Linked DNA regions of Homo sapiens: region 2 is linked to region 1. Evidence: read pairs that join two places in POLR2A ChIA-PET (ENCODE). Cell type or tissue: PC-3. All regions are shown on one strand. Each heading gives the region's core, and the rest is flanking DNA. Links, peaks and the distances in the headings are about the cores only.

The links. Peaks named below come from ENCODE experiments on the same cell type or tissue, not always from the same donor. Only the 100,000 strongest peaks of a DNase experiment are listed, where the experiment ranks them.
Region 2: POLR2A ChIA-PET joins it to region 1 with 5 read pairs; 5 of 35 experiments call an interaction of 5 or more read pairs at or near these places.

What each region holds. Positions count from the first base shown.
Region 1 is chr5:62,571,378-62,574,303 of GRCh38, forward strand. All of the region lies in intron 27 of IPO11 (importin 11), which reads left to right. Among named protein-coding and RNA genes, the nearest start is that of IPO11-LRRC70, 5.9 kb to the right of the region's middle. In PC-3, for the core only: no CTCF peak of the experiment used is centred there; no DNase peak of the experiment used is centred there.
Region 2 is chr5:62,487,109-62,490,034 of GRCh38, forward strand. IPO11 (importin 11) reads left to right here. Exons shown (of 30, transcript NM_016338.5): 13 at 663-753; 14 at 2,194-2,241. Among named protein-coding and RNA genes, the nearest start is that of IPO11, 76 kb to the left of the region's middle. In PC-3, for the core only: no CTCF peak of the experiment used is centred there; a DNase peak (open chromatin) is centred at 1,583; H3K27ac peaks cover 387 bases.

The DNA of each region.
Region 1 (2,926 bases), core at 157-2,656:
GCACCTAGGGCTTATTATGATAAATTGGAGAATGTATATATGATGCCTTCTAAAATGCTTAATGAATATGACCACTCAGTAAATCATTGTTTCTACTGTTAAATCAATTTGACCAACTGTGTGATGATACCAGCTTATTCAGTAGGTACATCTCTTTCTTTTGAAAGAGTTTATGTGTGAAGAAACTGATAACAAGAAGTAAATAATAACTAATAGAACACATAATTTGTGATAGCCTTTTGACAATACATTTTTCATATACATTTCAGTTGATTCTTCCAATATCCCTATGGGGATGGACATTATTAAACTTTTTTTTTTTTTTTTTGAGACAGCCTTGCTCTGTCGCCCAGGCTGGAGTACAGTGGCACAATCTCAGCTCACTGCAACCTCCGCCTCCCGGGTTCAAGTTATTCTCCTGCCCCAGCCTCCCCATTAGCTGGGATCACAGGCGCACACCACCACGCCCAGCTCATTTTTGTATTTTTAGTAGAGATAGGGTTTCACCATGTTGGCCAGGCTGGTCTTCAACTCCTGACCTCAGGTGATCCACCCACCTCGGCCTCCCAGAGTGCTGGGATTACAGGTATGAGCCACTGCACCCGGCCTTATTAAACCTTTTAAATGTGTAATCAAGACTAATAAAGGCTAATTACCCACCCAAAGTCAAGTACCAAACTGAAATTCAAGTCCAGTCTATCTTACTCTTAATGTCTTCTCTGCCAGGCTATTGAGTACCTCAAGTAATGCTCTTTTGCCTAATTTTTCTATTCCACAATCTGGTTTTACTATTTCTGAGTCATTTTTGTTAGTCTGATTAGAAAATGAGATCATATTCCTAGATATTTCATTATTAAAGTAAGGTACTTCTTCCAACCACTTAAAACCACATATCTCGTTTTTATTTAAGTTGTTCATAAAAGGGACAACATATCATTCTTCTGTCCTTTCTCTAGAAATCAAGTGCATTTATTAAGAAAGTATTTATTGAGACTCTCCACTGCATTATAGATACTTATCCGGAAGAGATGACATAGAAAATACATTGGAAGTATTATTTGGTGTTTACAACTCTAAAATGCTAGCTTATTCACAGGACACAATACCTTTAAACTATAATATCTTGATTTTATAGTACACAATCATTGTGTATATGTATATTTGTTTGTTTATTTATTTATTTATTTATTTATTTATTTATTTATTTATTTTTGAGGCTTTGAGGCAGGGTCTTACTCTGGTTGCCCAGGCTGGAGTGCAATGGCATGATCTTGGCTCACTGCAGCCTTGACCTCCCAAGCTTAGGTGATTCTCACACCTCAGCCTCCCAAGTAGCTGGGACTACAGGATTGCGCTACCACACCCGGCTAGTTTTTTGTGTTTTTAGTAGAGATGGGATTTCGCCATGTTGCTCAGGCTGGTCTTGAACTCCTGCACTCAAGCAGTCCGCCTGCCTGGGCCTCCCAATATGCTGGGATTGCAGGTGGGAGCCACTGTGCCAGGCCTTTCACATTCTTTCATAGTTAGTTATGAAGTTTGGTCACTGCACATTGTTCATTTTTTGTTTCATTTTCTCAAGTTCCGTTTGTTACGAAAAACCTCCTATCGTAAATTATATACGAACAAAATTTTATATATGGAAATGTGGTAGTATCTTCTTGGGGTGTAAAGCTTTACTGTTTTTTTTGAGATGGAGTTTCACACTGTCGCCCAGGCTGGAGTGCAGTAGCATGATCTCGGCTCACTGCAAGCTCTGCCTCCCGGCTTGTAGCTGGGACTACAGGTACCTGCCACCACGCCCGGCTACTTTAAAGCTTTACTCTTAATTTCTCTGTCTCATTTTTTTATCCATTGTATGAGGGTAATCATAGTACCCTACTTTATAGGGCTCCTGTGAGGATTAAAAAGAGATAATACTTGAAGAATGTTGAGAACACTCTCTGAGTCATAGAAGCACTCTATCAATAAATAGATCTGATCCAGCAGTAGCAAAAGGAGTTAATCCTATATTCTGTTTATCCTAATTTCTCTGCTTCACTAACCTTTCTGACTGTATACTCCTTTTTAAAGTTGTGAGTTAGATTTTATATAGGGAATTTTTCTGAATTACTGAGTAGCTATATTATACTACATAGTAGAAATATGTGTGATCTGTGAGCTGATGGATGAATTATGAGCAGTGGTTATTGTAGTGAGAAAGAACTGCTGATGCTTCTTTGGCGGGTCAAAATAATGGAGATTAAATGGTAGAAGTTCTGTCAAATCCAAGCTATAAGATGTTTCAAAGGCCAGCTGTGAAAAGGTTAGCAATTTGGGTGCCAAGAAGCAGTTAACCATATTCCAATTACAAAAATAGGCATGATTCTGGAGTTATTTTTCACACAGTGGTCAATTTGACTAGTCTCATGCCTGACATAGATAGTATTGTGTGGAGCCTTGATGCCCCTGCAGTATTGTACATATACCTCTCAGCCGTATTGGGTGGTCTTCAGCACTGGTGGCTTAACATTGAGAGTTCCCTTAGGGGTTATTTAGGTTAATCCTTATTTGGTAATAAACTTTCCTTCTGTAACATCTCTGATGGGGATGTTCATTCAACTTCTGTTTGGATACTTGGCTAATAAAAAGTCCCTGGTCCTTAAGGCATCCCATTTTATTGTAGGACTTCTTTCTAACTATAGCTATTTGTTATATAAGTATTATCCTCAAAATACAAACAGTGACTCCCAAATCTGTGCTTTTAACTCCATATGCTAGTTTCTATATTCAATACAGTCTTCATTCATGTAACTTCATCCATTTTATAATATTGTCTGTTGAGGCAAGAAAATAATTTCACAAAGGTTATTATAGTTATTGGAAGAGGCTTAGCTCTCTCATAGCCTTATTAAATCATCTGTTAGGCTAATTACTCCCTCCTCTCTTC
Region 2 (2,926 bases), core at 315-2,814, 84 kb before region 1:
CATGCAATGTGAAATGATTCAGTACTTTTAAGAACCAAACAAATCATTTTTTTAAATGTAGCTAATGCTAATTTCTGTTACCGCTTGTGTTTGTTAAGAGAAAGGCTACTTTATTTGGCAAATTGGAGTTCCTGTTTTTGCTTATTATATCATTGCTAAGAAAATACATAATAGCTACTCGGGAGGCTGAAGCAGGGGAATCGCTTGAACCTGGGAGGTGGAGGTTGCAGTGAGCCGAAATCACACCACTGCACTCCAGCCTGGTGACAGAGTGAGACTGTGTCTCAAAAAAAAAAGAATCTTGGGTAGTCAGCCATTTATAGTACTGAGCTATAAATGAGTGGCTACAGAATGCTTTTTAAATTTAAGGTATGATTAATTTAAAATGTACACTTTGCTTGCCATAGTTTTAAGTTTTTGAATGCGTAATGACAAATAATTGAAATGAAATCAACTTTCTTTTATTAATTATAATTCGATTTTGTTTTCCTTTGTGTTGGTTATAAAAAAATGGTAACCTTACTTTTTTTTTTTAACAAATCAAAAGTTGGAAACATTTTCAAAGTTTTAGAATTTTAAGATTAAGTATTTGCTTTATTAAAGAATTAGTCAATATAGTATGCAACTGTTTTGATGAGAAATTTGTATTTTTCCCTCTCCAGCCATGCACTGAAGTATTATTTATAGATATATTCCATGAATATAATCAGACTCTTACTCCTGTACTTCTAGAAATGATGCAAACACTTCAAGGTAAGGCATATTTTGTGATTAACTTTGAGTTAATCTCTTTAACGTTTAGTTAAGAAATAGTCTGAGTGCCTACAATGCATACTGTACTGTTTCCTGGGTCATATAATAAATATGAATTTGAGAAAAACAATTTTAAAACTTATTATCTTCCAAGGGGGTGGCATTTGAGATAGGCCTTGAATTATAGTTTGGACGATGATAAATTTTCCTGTAGTAAATACAATAGAAGCAAAAGCAAAACAGTAGTCATACTGCTTGCAGAAAGTCTATCTGGAGCGTGTTGTGAGAAATAGTGAGAAAAGGTTAAAATAGTGTTAGCCTCTCTTAGAATGGTGGCAGTGGGAATGGAAATAATTGATTATGGATTTGAGAGAAAATGATGATGTAAATTTTTGACACTTGGTCATTACACTTTGTACACAAGTAACTAATTATCTGCCTATTAACTAACATTGATTTATGATTTCTGTCTTTTCTGCTAGACTGTAAGTCCTAGGGGCATTGATCACGTCTGTTTTGTTTATATTTTATTCCCAGTGCTGGGCATATTCAGTAACTATTGTTACTTGATTGACTTTTAGCAACCGATTGAATGTGCTAGGCAAGGAAAAGTGATCAAAGATGATCCTAAACTTTTGAGCCTTAATGACAAGGAAACAGTTACCTCATTAGAAGTGGTAGGAGATAGAGATATACTTTCGGAGTGCATGTATGTAAGGAGCCTTGGGAAAAGAAAAGAGGATCTTAAGGACAGAACCTGAGATTTTCACCTATAGGGATATGAGTAAATAAAAGCCTTGTAAAAATGCCAGGTGTAGTGGTGTATCCTAGAGAAGAGCATGTTGTCAGAATGAGTGTTGGCCAGGCATGGTGACTCACGCCTGTAATTCCAGCACTTTGGGAGGCTGAGGTGGGCAGATCACTTGAGCCCAGGAGTCCCAGACCAGCCTGGACAACATGGCAAAAACCTGTCGCTACAAAAATTAGGAAAATTAGCTGGGCCTGGTGGTTAGTACCTGTAGTCCTAGCTATTCAGAAGGCTGAGGTTGGAGGATCATTTGAGCGCAGGAGGATGAGGCTGCAGTGAACTGAGAAAACCTCACTCCACTGTACTCCAGCCTGGGTGACAAAGCAAGACCTTGTCTCAAAAAAAATAATTTTGTGGTATATAGCACATTAGCATTTTGTGGTGTATATTTTCTAGAATATTGCTTGTCATAACATTTTTCAAATATGCTATAATGGTTTTTAATCCTGTGTTCTCTAATGATAATCATAAAACTTAGACTTTCCCTTTGTACTTGTGTCCATTTTTGACACCATGAAATGTGTTATACTTAATTGAATTGGGAAACTAACAAATTGTGTTTAAATATAAATTTTTTAAAAAACTAGTTTTATTTGCTTTTACTGATACCTATTTATATATATATTTTTTAGGACCCACAAATGTGGAAGATATGAATGCACTGTTAATCAAAGATGCTGGTATGTTAAACTTAAGTGATTTAGAAGCATTTATTTATTCAGTAGATGGAGAGTCTGTTTTGTGGTAGATTTTGTGCTGAGGGTGTTGAGATACAAGAGTAACTAAAATACAGGAACAATCTGATTGGGGAGATAACCAAGTAAACAGATAATGTATTATAATAATACTATACAGGATAGTTAATGCTAAAGTAGGTGATGATCACCAGATAGTTTGGTGTGTCTAAGGAAAGATTCCCAAAGAAGTGTAATGGAAGAACACAAGGATAAGTAGGAGTTACACGTGTGAGGAGGTGGTGATGGAAAGAGGGTGTTGCATTCCAGGGAGATGGAGCAATAAGTACAAAGACTTGAAGGAAAGAGGAGGAAGCACAGTTAGAATTTGAATTGTGACTATTTTGGTTTAACTGGAACATTGGGGTTAAAGGTTGAGTTGAGGCTGGAGAGAGTTAAGTAGGGACCAGATCATAAAATATTACATCCATTTTAGAAGCAGGCATTATTTTATAATTTTTATAGTTGGACTTAAATATTTTAGAATGAATTGAATTATCTGTTTGAAAGTAGTAAGGAATATTTAGGAAAAACATGAAGTAAAATAGTGTTTCTAAAATAAATTATTTCTTCTACTTAAATTATTTCTACTTAAATAATTTCCCTGATTAGCATATTGTGTGTTTCCTTT